Regions from separate parts of the Homo sapiens genome. Here region 1 is linked to region 2. The links are chromatin contacts, found by Hi-C or POLR2A ChIA-PET in ENCODE. All regions are on one chromosome and are shown on one strand. The core of a region is the stretch at or near the end of the contact, and the rest is flanking DNA. Distances in the headings are between cores, read along the strand shown. Region 1 overlaps DOCK11 (dedicator of cytokinesis 11). Region 2 holds the start of LONRF3 (LON peptidase N-terminal domain and ring finger 3).

The links. A loop is a pair of places that touch in the nucleus more often than their neighbours do. ChIA-PET counts read pairs that join two places held with the same protein, here RNA polymerase II (POLR2A). Pooled maps may share reads with other maps.
Region 1: a pooled map shows a loop between it and region 2 (4-fold over the local background). The contact joins the enhancer-like site here to the promoter of LONRF3 in region 2. A Hi-C loop is called at or near these places in 6 of 50 pooled maps. POLR2A ChIA-PET finds 5 or more read pairs at or near these places in 2 of 52 experiments (T-cell and activated T-cell).

What each region holds. Positions count from the first base shown.
Region 1 is chrX:118,534,232-118,538,432 of GRCh38, forward strand. The region is part of intron 1 of DOCK11 (dedicator of cytokinesis 11); the gene reads left to right. Among named protein-coding and RNA genes, the nearest start is that of DOCK11, 41 kb to the left of the region's middle. RefSeq lists enhancers at 1,939-1,988, 2,219-2,298, 2,699-2,748. Within about 2 kb of position 2,625, at least 8 of the 41 ENCODE cell types and tissues checked have a DNase peak (open chromatin) inside an H3K27ac peak, as active enhancers do.
Region 2 is chrX:118,971,550-118,976,069 of GRCh38, forward strand. LONRF3 (LON peptidase N-terminal domain and ring finger 3) reads left to right here and starts at 3,069. Exons shown (of 11, transcript NM_001031855.3): 1 at 3,069-4,048. The coding sequence starts at 3,232.

The sequences.
Region 1 (4,201 bases), core at 1,375-3,874, 440 kb before region 2:
TTGGCTAAATTGAGTTTTGGGGTAGAAAGTTCATGAAAATTCTATTTATCCATTTGTAGGTAATCAAGGTTATTTGCATAATATTTGAACTGGCTGTAATGAAAAATGTTTGTTAATAGAGTGTGCACTAATCATATAGTGCATAGTCTTGTTTGTTTCTTATTGTTTTTAAAGTAAATTCTTTGTAAGTTTTTAAAAGTAGCTCTTGAGTTTTTGTAAATAGTTAAATAGACTTGGAAAGGGGAAATAATTCGGCAGTTAAAACAATTTCTTCCCTATGCTAAAACTCTAAGGGAAAAAATGGGTTTTATTTTTCCTTAATGTTTCTATGTTAGATTTAAAGGCCTTCGAAATCATATTGTGCTGATTCTTAGAACATTAAGTTGTTGTTCCTAAATTAAAGCTGGGAAGTGAAAATTTAATTCTGAAAGCATCAGCAACAACTTGTCCTTCTCTCCTTGTGTGCTGCCATTTTAGCTTGGAAGGCATACGTGTAAGAGCAGTCTCTTTGTACTATTTAGCTGGTTATCCCTACACAAAAACTTCTGGCTTTGTAGTTCTCAGGGCTCTCTGCTAGGTTGTGTGGAGGATATTGAGGTGAATTAGACATGGTCCCTTGACAATAGCGTACTGTTGTTTTTTTTTGTAATTTGATTCTTAACCACTTGAAATTGAATCTGCCAACTCCTTTCCCCCAAGTAAAAGACCTAAGGTGCTAATCCCTACTCACTGATGACAAATGCTAAATTGGAAGCAACAGCTTAGGAATGCAAAGATCCTTATCCAATTACATTACAAGCTCTCTAAGCCAGTCATGTTCAGCATCATCAGGGCGATAGGAAGGCAAGATCTCACTTTGGTAAGAATGATAGCGTAGTTTGAGTAAGTTTTAGAAAATTCTAAAATGCAAAGTTCATTCAAGGAAATAAAATGTGGTAGGAGCTGAGAAAATGATTTGCTTTTGTTAAGTTCAACGCATAAAGGTTTATGTGGATCATGGTTAAGAGCACTGGCTTGGGAGTCCATCAGATAAAGATTTGAATCCCAGCTCCACAAATATGTGACACTGGACCTGCCTAAGCCTCAATTTCCTCATCTGTAAAATGGGCATAATAAAATAACCTCTCACAGGATTTTGGGGAGAATTAGATGAGATCATAGATATAAAACGCTTAACCGAGTATACAGCAATGCTTAATGTAAGTGGTAACAGAAAGTACAAGGCACTGTTTGCTGACCGAACCGGTGTTTTTGATCCTGCCTAGGAGACTAAGTAAACCACCCAAAAAGCAGTTAAGTATCCAGGGAATGTTATATATGAGTAAATGCCACAATAGATGGGAAAGACAATAAGGGCTGTTGGGGAGCGAGGAGGGCTATGCTATCATAAGAATCAGGTGAGCTAAGTGTGGGTTGGTAATAAACATGACCCACTGGTCTCATGGAAAGTATGACTTTTCCCTTAGCCGTTTACTTTAAGAAAGGTCAGTGTCCTGAATGCAGTTTGTATTTAGATTCTTATGCCAAGATTTTCCCCAGAAAATAATCTTTATGAAAAGATGTTCATGTCTATTTTGGCAAGTTGGGTTCTGCTAGTTAAAAAGATGCCCCTCCCGCCCCACCACATCACCATTAGATTGTAGTTATGCAAAGCTCCTTCAGTAATTGGAGTTCCTATTGGGGAAGAGACAAAGAGATGAGCTGCTGAAAGATGGTCACATTTGGAACAAACAGGCCATGGTCATAACAAAGTCAAATACTCTTTATTTGAACCTTATGAAGAAATTTCTTACAGGCTGGACACAGTGGCTCATGCCAGCACTTTGGGAGGCTTGATGGGTGGATCACTTGACCTCAGGAGTTTGAGACCAGCCTGGGCAACACGGCAAAACCCCGTCTCTATAAAAAATACAAAAATTAGCCTGATGTGGTGGCACACATGTGTAGTCCCAGCTACTTGGGAGGCTGAGGTGGGAGGATTGCCTGAGCCCAGGGAGGTTGAGGCTGCAGTGAGCTGTGATCAAACTACTACACTCCATCCTGGGCGACAGAGTAAGACCTTGTCTCAAAAAAAAAAAAATCCTTACAGTTATGGTTCCATTATTGACATGCTGTATAGGGTTCCTCTCTAGAAGTCTCTAATCTACAGTGGTGGCATCTCTCACTTCTGTGAATCATAATGCAACTTTTGCTTCTCCTCATATTCACACACCACTCTTGACAGTTACCTAGTCTCTGATCTTACAGGGTTTATGAATAAAACTAGAAGGCAAGATGAAATGATCTGAGACCACATAAATCGATATGATGAAATTCTTCTGATTGATCTAATGGGGAATAGAGGGACTCACACATTTTAGTGTGCAAACACACTTGTACAGTTCCTTTTTTGGAAGAAGATATGGCTATCAAAGGGCATGATAGATGCACAGAAATTACAATAGTCTGTGATCAGCTCTCACATCTTGGGTTTATCTACCTTCCCCACGAGACTGTGAACTTCTCAAGGGCAAGGTCTGTTTTTTTATTCACCTCTGCATTACCAGGGGCTAGCACAGGGCCAGAACCTCAGTAGGAACTCAATAAATGCATCTTTATGCTGAACTCACTTTGTTTTCTGTGCTGCCGGAAATTGCATGCCCCCAGTGGCCATTTTGAGTGCAAAGTGTTATTTTAAGATGCTCTCTAGAGAAAGCACTCTAGGCTCTGCTTACAAATGTCTGAGAGGAAAGGAGAGCCGAATGACTAGGGGATCTGGAGAAATTCCTAAGTGAAGGTCGTGGAGAAATGATGGGAAGGAGAGACTCACCTCTTTTTGAGTGTGCTACTTCTATCCCAAGACTGTTGTTATTTTTCATAAGAAAATGCTCAGATGTCATTGAGGCTGTAGTCTGACTGCAATACTGCAAAAAAGCACTTTTGGGCTAATCATTCTCTTTCTGAAACCAGTAGTTGCCATGTTCCTCCTTGTGCTGAAACTCAGTTTGGAGGATGGGGTGGTGGTAGTGGTGGCGTGGTGGTGCAGGGATGTTTTTGAATTGGCTCTGTGCCCTACTGCTCAGCTTTCTGCCTGCTTTCTGGTATCCCTCCCAGTGTGATAAAGGAGAGATTCTATGATGCCAGTGTTCACTTCAGACTTGCAGAAGAGACATTCTTAGAATTCTTAAGGAGAACTAGTTTCTAAAGTAAAAGATTTACCGGTAAACTAATGACCTTTGGTATGGTATTTAAGCAGAAGTAACCCAGGCTCATTTTGCATTGCTTACAGATAAATATTATGTGATTATTCTTGTGTCTTACACATTTCTAATGATAACATAAATATGCCTGCTAGTCAAATGTGCTTTTGGATACATGAGTGGTTGGATGGTTGAATATATACATTCATGTACATTTTTATGTATTTTAGTATTACAAGCATGGTTTTATATTTATACACATACAGTTACGATGATAAAAGATCAGTCATCCTGTACTGCGAATGTACAGGAACCACCACAAAATTGTAAAGTCTAAGTGGTGATGCTATTAGTGACCCTCAGTGAGGATCCATTGTTTCCTCTCTTTGGACCAAGAAGTGGACTGCAACTGAATCTATTCTGACGAGTTTCCTTTTTTGCTATCTGTCCTTTCCACTTATATTAGAAATAAAATTATCTCAATTTATGGAGCTGTGCATTTCTTCCCATTTGTAGAGTTTGCACATAGAAAGCTCATTGAGATTTGGTCCTTAGTGGCCTGAGTAAGCAACGGAAAAGTGTACTGCATCCCACACCATGGTACCAAAATTGGCATTTTTATTTTACTAGAGATAGAAAAATGCAATTTATTCTCCTTTATGGGATGATATGAAGCTTTCTTTTTCAATAAATGTTTTCAATGAAGAAGATATTTGATTTGAAGAAAAATATGAAGTAAATGATAATACAGATGGTGTGGCAAATATGAGGATTATATGTGAATAAGTTCGGGAAACTAATAGAAACAAGGATTAGGAGTTGGGAGACCTGGGTTTGAATCCTGGTTCAGCTCCTAATGTAGACAGATGAACTTAGGCCTCTGAGCCAGTTTCCTGATGGATAAAGTTGAAATGATGGTATTTTCCTTGTCTACTTGACAAAGCGTTTGGTAACAAACAGAATGCATATGAAAGTGTTTTCTTAAGACTGCAAAGTGACCTTGAAATGAATTAACAAAAAAT
Region 2 (4,520 bases), core at 1,819-4,318:
CAATGTAATGGTAATATTTGTTTAACTTAAACAAACAAAGAAAGAAAACCACTGTGATAATGTTTTTCAGCATTCAATAGAAACCCACTTGGTGTTGTCCTACAGGCAGTCTTGATTACAATGTAAAACTCCCTGTGGAGTCTGGTCAGTGAGTAGCTGGTACTGCCATTTACACCAGAGTACCTCGCATTATCCAGACTGCTATTCACATTCCTGACCAAGTTCACGGTCAACCTCCTGCACTGGCAGCCAAGAGGGCCTGCCTGGAGAGAGCTTCTCTTCTCCATGCCTGCAGGACTGTGACTCTCTACCTGACCTGGCCCTCTCTTAGCCTTCCTACCATAACAGGGCAAGGGAGGGGAATCAACCCAGGGGATATTCCCTTGTCAAGGTCATCCACGGAGCAAAGCACATCCCAGATTTGCATCTAGGAAACAATTTTGGGTAACAGACATATATATATATATTTTAGATATGTCAAAGGGGTAAAGCTCTTGAATTAAGATGGTTTCATCATTATCTATCTCATGAATCTCTACCTTCCCCAACGACTGTCCTTCCTCACAGATGCCTGAAGGGGCAGGCAGATAATTAGTGCTGGGGACCTCATTTGATAGTAGGGGAAACTGAGAGGTGAAAAGAGCTCCCTTCAGTTAGATAGCAACTCACCAGGAACTCCAGTTTCTCCCCTACTGCTTGGTATGGCCACCTCCTCCACCTCTTAGCCAGTCCTCCGACTTCTACATCTTAAAAATCTAGCTCAGGGGCCAGGCGCGGTGGCTCACACCTGTAATTCCAGCACTTTGGGAGGCTGAGGCGGGCGGATCACCTGAGGTCAGGAGTTCGAGACCAGCCTGACCAACATGGAGAAACCCCGTCTCTACTAAAAATACAAAAAAATTAGCCAGCTGTGGTGGCACGTGCCTGTAATCCCAGCTACTTGGGAGGCTGAGGCAGGAGAATCACTTGAACCTGGGAGGCGGAGGTTGTGGTGAGCTGAGATCGTTCCATTGCACTCCAGCCTGGGCAACAATAGCCAAACTCCATCTCAAAAAAAAAAAAAAAATCTAGCTCAGGTCTGACCCCGACTAAATGGACAATCTTCCATTGATTTCCCATCCCCTCAACCCCGGTTCAAGCCACCATCCACAGCATTTGGACTAGTCATTTGTACTTAAGTAACTGAGTTAGTATCATGAAATTTGGTCTTAGGATCAAAGCCACTCAAGGTTAGAGCTGGAGGGAACCTTGGAGATTAAGAGAAACTAAGGTTTGGAGAACCTACCTAAGGTTTCATAGCAAATATGTGACAAATCCAAGGCTTCAAGCCAAGTTTTCCAATGTGTCCCTCGTGCTTTCCTGACTACATCTGGAGTTTCTCTATTTCTTCTTCTCCTTCTCCTTCTTCTTCATTTTTTTTTTTTTTCGTGTGTGTGTCTTTTTTCCCCTATGTGATGCTTCCTTTCTGCCCTGTGACCCTCTCCCTCTGTCCTGTCTTATTAGAAAGAGGCTCTAGAGCTGGCTGCATAGTACCTGTTCTCTGGGACCTTGGTGTTGATCTAAGACTGGTTTAACTACCTAAAGAGAAGCAGAGACCCGAGGGGGCCTGCCATAACCCAACTCTGAAACATGACTTAATCCCAAGTAAGATCAGCTCTAACATTTGTTCAGAAGCAAAAATGATGGATTCTAAAGTTTGACTTCCCCAAGGTCATCTGGCTAAGAGGTGGCTGCAGCAGGGGGCAACAATAGGTCTTCAGGCCCCTGGGGCGGCAACCTGGCACTGCCCAAGAGCCCGCAGGCTCTGAAGGCCAACTGAGCCAGCGGCAAGCCTAGTCCCTGCCTCCCTGCTTGGAGCAGTGCGACTATACCGTTTTCTGTCTGCTCATTTGTGAGCTTGGTTCCCGTCCTAAATGTGGGGGTTCAAGGCAGACAAAGAGTGTGCAGTTGGCCACCCCGCTCGCCTTCAGGAAGTGTGTAGGACACCGTCGAGGCCCCCTAGCCATTGTAAACCAGGCGCTGAGGCTCGTGCCCAGTTGTACCCTTCCCGCGCAGCGCTCAGGAGCGACAAACCTGGAGGCTATTCGGTCTGCCACTGGGCTGTGCCGGGATTCGCGGACTTTCTCCTGAATAGCGCTCTCAGCTCGCGTCTTCCCCCTGCCACTCTCCCACGCCCCCAGAGTACCCACCGACCCCAGCAGGCCGGGTACATCCCTGCCGCGCCCATCCGGCCAGTGGCTCCAGGGGCCGGCCTGGTGTGTCTCCAGCTGGGCGCCTACCGCCTGCCCCAGCGCTAGTTCTGGCGTTGGGGGTAGAGAGGTAAAGAGGGGAGTTAGCGGGGCATCTCCCTCCCAGGGCTGAGCCGGCAAGCGCATCTTCTCCGCGAGTTCCTCACTGTCCAGCGAGCGCTGCCCAACTTCTGCGCCGGTGGGACCCGCTGCTCTGAGTCACTCTTGGCACAGAACACCAAGCACCCTCAGAAACCGAATTCACCACCTTTGGGAGGCTCCTGGGAGAAGGCAAGGAACCCAGGCGGGGCTCCCAGGGCTCTCGGGCTGGGACTGGGTTGTGTGTGTGTGGGGGGGCTTCACGGATACCCCTCCCAACCTGCTTCCTTTCCCTGACAGCAGCCATCTCCCCCAAGAGGGAGAGTCTTAGGCGTCCCGGAAGACCCTGCGGACTGTGCACCTCGAGGTACCAGCCTCTCCTGGGAGGAGTGGGGGGCCGCTGGTCAGCGGCTGGCAGAGGGGACCTGTTTGCTGGCCCGTTTGGAGGTGGGATGGAGTGGGGTTTGGAGACTGAGAAGCCCAAGAGAAGACACTGAGTTTCTCCCCACCCCACAACCCCACTTCCGAAAAAGAACCAGGTGGTGAGGAGGAATAAGGCGAAGTGTAAACACAAACAACCTCAAAAAGAAGCCAAGAAAAGCGAAGCCCAAAGAAGCAAGAGCAACACTGTTACAAAACTGTCTGGTTTTGTAACAATTTCCCCGCCGCCGGCCAATGAACAGCGTGGCGGCACGTCACGTGGTACCGTTTTATATAACACTTTGCTGAGACAAGACAGTTATTAGGCGGCGCGGGGCGGCCGGCATGGAGCTCCCGGAGGCGCGGCAGGGTCAGGAGCTCGGTGGCATGGCGGCGGTGGCTGCCCCGATTTCCTCCAGCTGCCACTCCTTGCTTCGTGTCCCCGGTCCCTAGACGCCTCGTCTCCTCCCGTGTCCCTCTTCCCATGGAGTCAGTACGGATCGAACAGATGCTGAGCTTGCCCGCTGAGGTCAGCAGCGACAACTTGGAGTCGGCGGAGCGAGGGGCATCAGCGGCCCAAGTAGACATGGGCCCCCACCCAAAGGTGGCTGCAGAGGGCCCCGCACCTCTACCGACGCGGGAGCCAGAGCAAGAGCAGTCTCCGGGGACCTCAACGCCGGAGAGCAAAGTCCTGCTCACGCAGGCAGACGCCTTGGCGTCCCGGGGGCGAATCCGTGAAGCCCTCGAGGTGTATAGACAGCTCTCCGAGCGGCAGCAGCTGGTGGCTGAGCAGCTGGAGCAGCTGGTGCGCTGCCTGGCGGAGAAAGTCCCGCAAGGCGAGGCGCTGGCGCCGGCGCCCCCGGACGAGGGTAGCACTGCAAGCGGCACCGTGGCGGCGGAAGAGACGGGGGCCGCCGCGGCTGCGGCGGCCACCGAGGTGTGGGACGGCTTTAAGTGCCGGAAATGTCATGGGTTTCTATCAGACCCCGTGTCCTTGTCGTGTGGCCACACCTTTTGTAAACTGTGCCTGGAACGTGGGCGGGCCGCCGACCGGCGCTGTGCGCTGTGCGGGGTCAAGCTCTCCGCCTTGATGGTGGCCACTGGGCGGGCGCGTGGAGCCCGGCGGGCTGGGCAGCAGCCGCCGCCGCCGCTGCGAGTCAACGTGGTGCTCAGCGGCCTCCTCGGCAAGTTGTTTCCAGGCCCAGCGCGAGCGTCGCAACTCCGGCACGAGGGCAACCGACTGTACCGCGAGCGCCAGGTGGAGGCGGCACTGCTCAAGTACAACGAGGCAGTTAAGTTGGGTGAGTCCAACGCGCTGCCGGGCCGGGGCTGGGGCTCGGTGGCTACATGAGGGAGCGGGAGAACAAACCCCGCAGCGAGAAGGGATTTGGACCAGGGCAGAAGAGGGGGCGGGGGACCCATGGACTGTGGCGGGGTGGGGGAGGGGTGATTCTGGGGCTGGGTCTCTGAGTTTGTTCTGTTTTCACTGCTTATCTGTGTTTCACTGTGTTTGTGTTGATCTCGGTTGCTTTTTGTCTTTTCCTGCTACTTCTGTTAGCTTTTGTGTTCCTGTCTCTCAGTCCCCGTTCCTGTCTGTGTCTCCTTGCTTCTGGTTCTTTTTCTCCGTCTCTTCGTATCTTTGTCACTGTTTCTTTCTTTTTCGGTGTCACTGTCTCTGTTCCTCTGACTCTCCTTCTCCCGCTGCACTCCTGGTCTCCTCTTACACCTGCTCGCACCTTCCCAGCGAGGAGAGGAACTTCGCGCGCTCCTCGC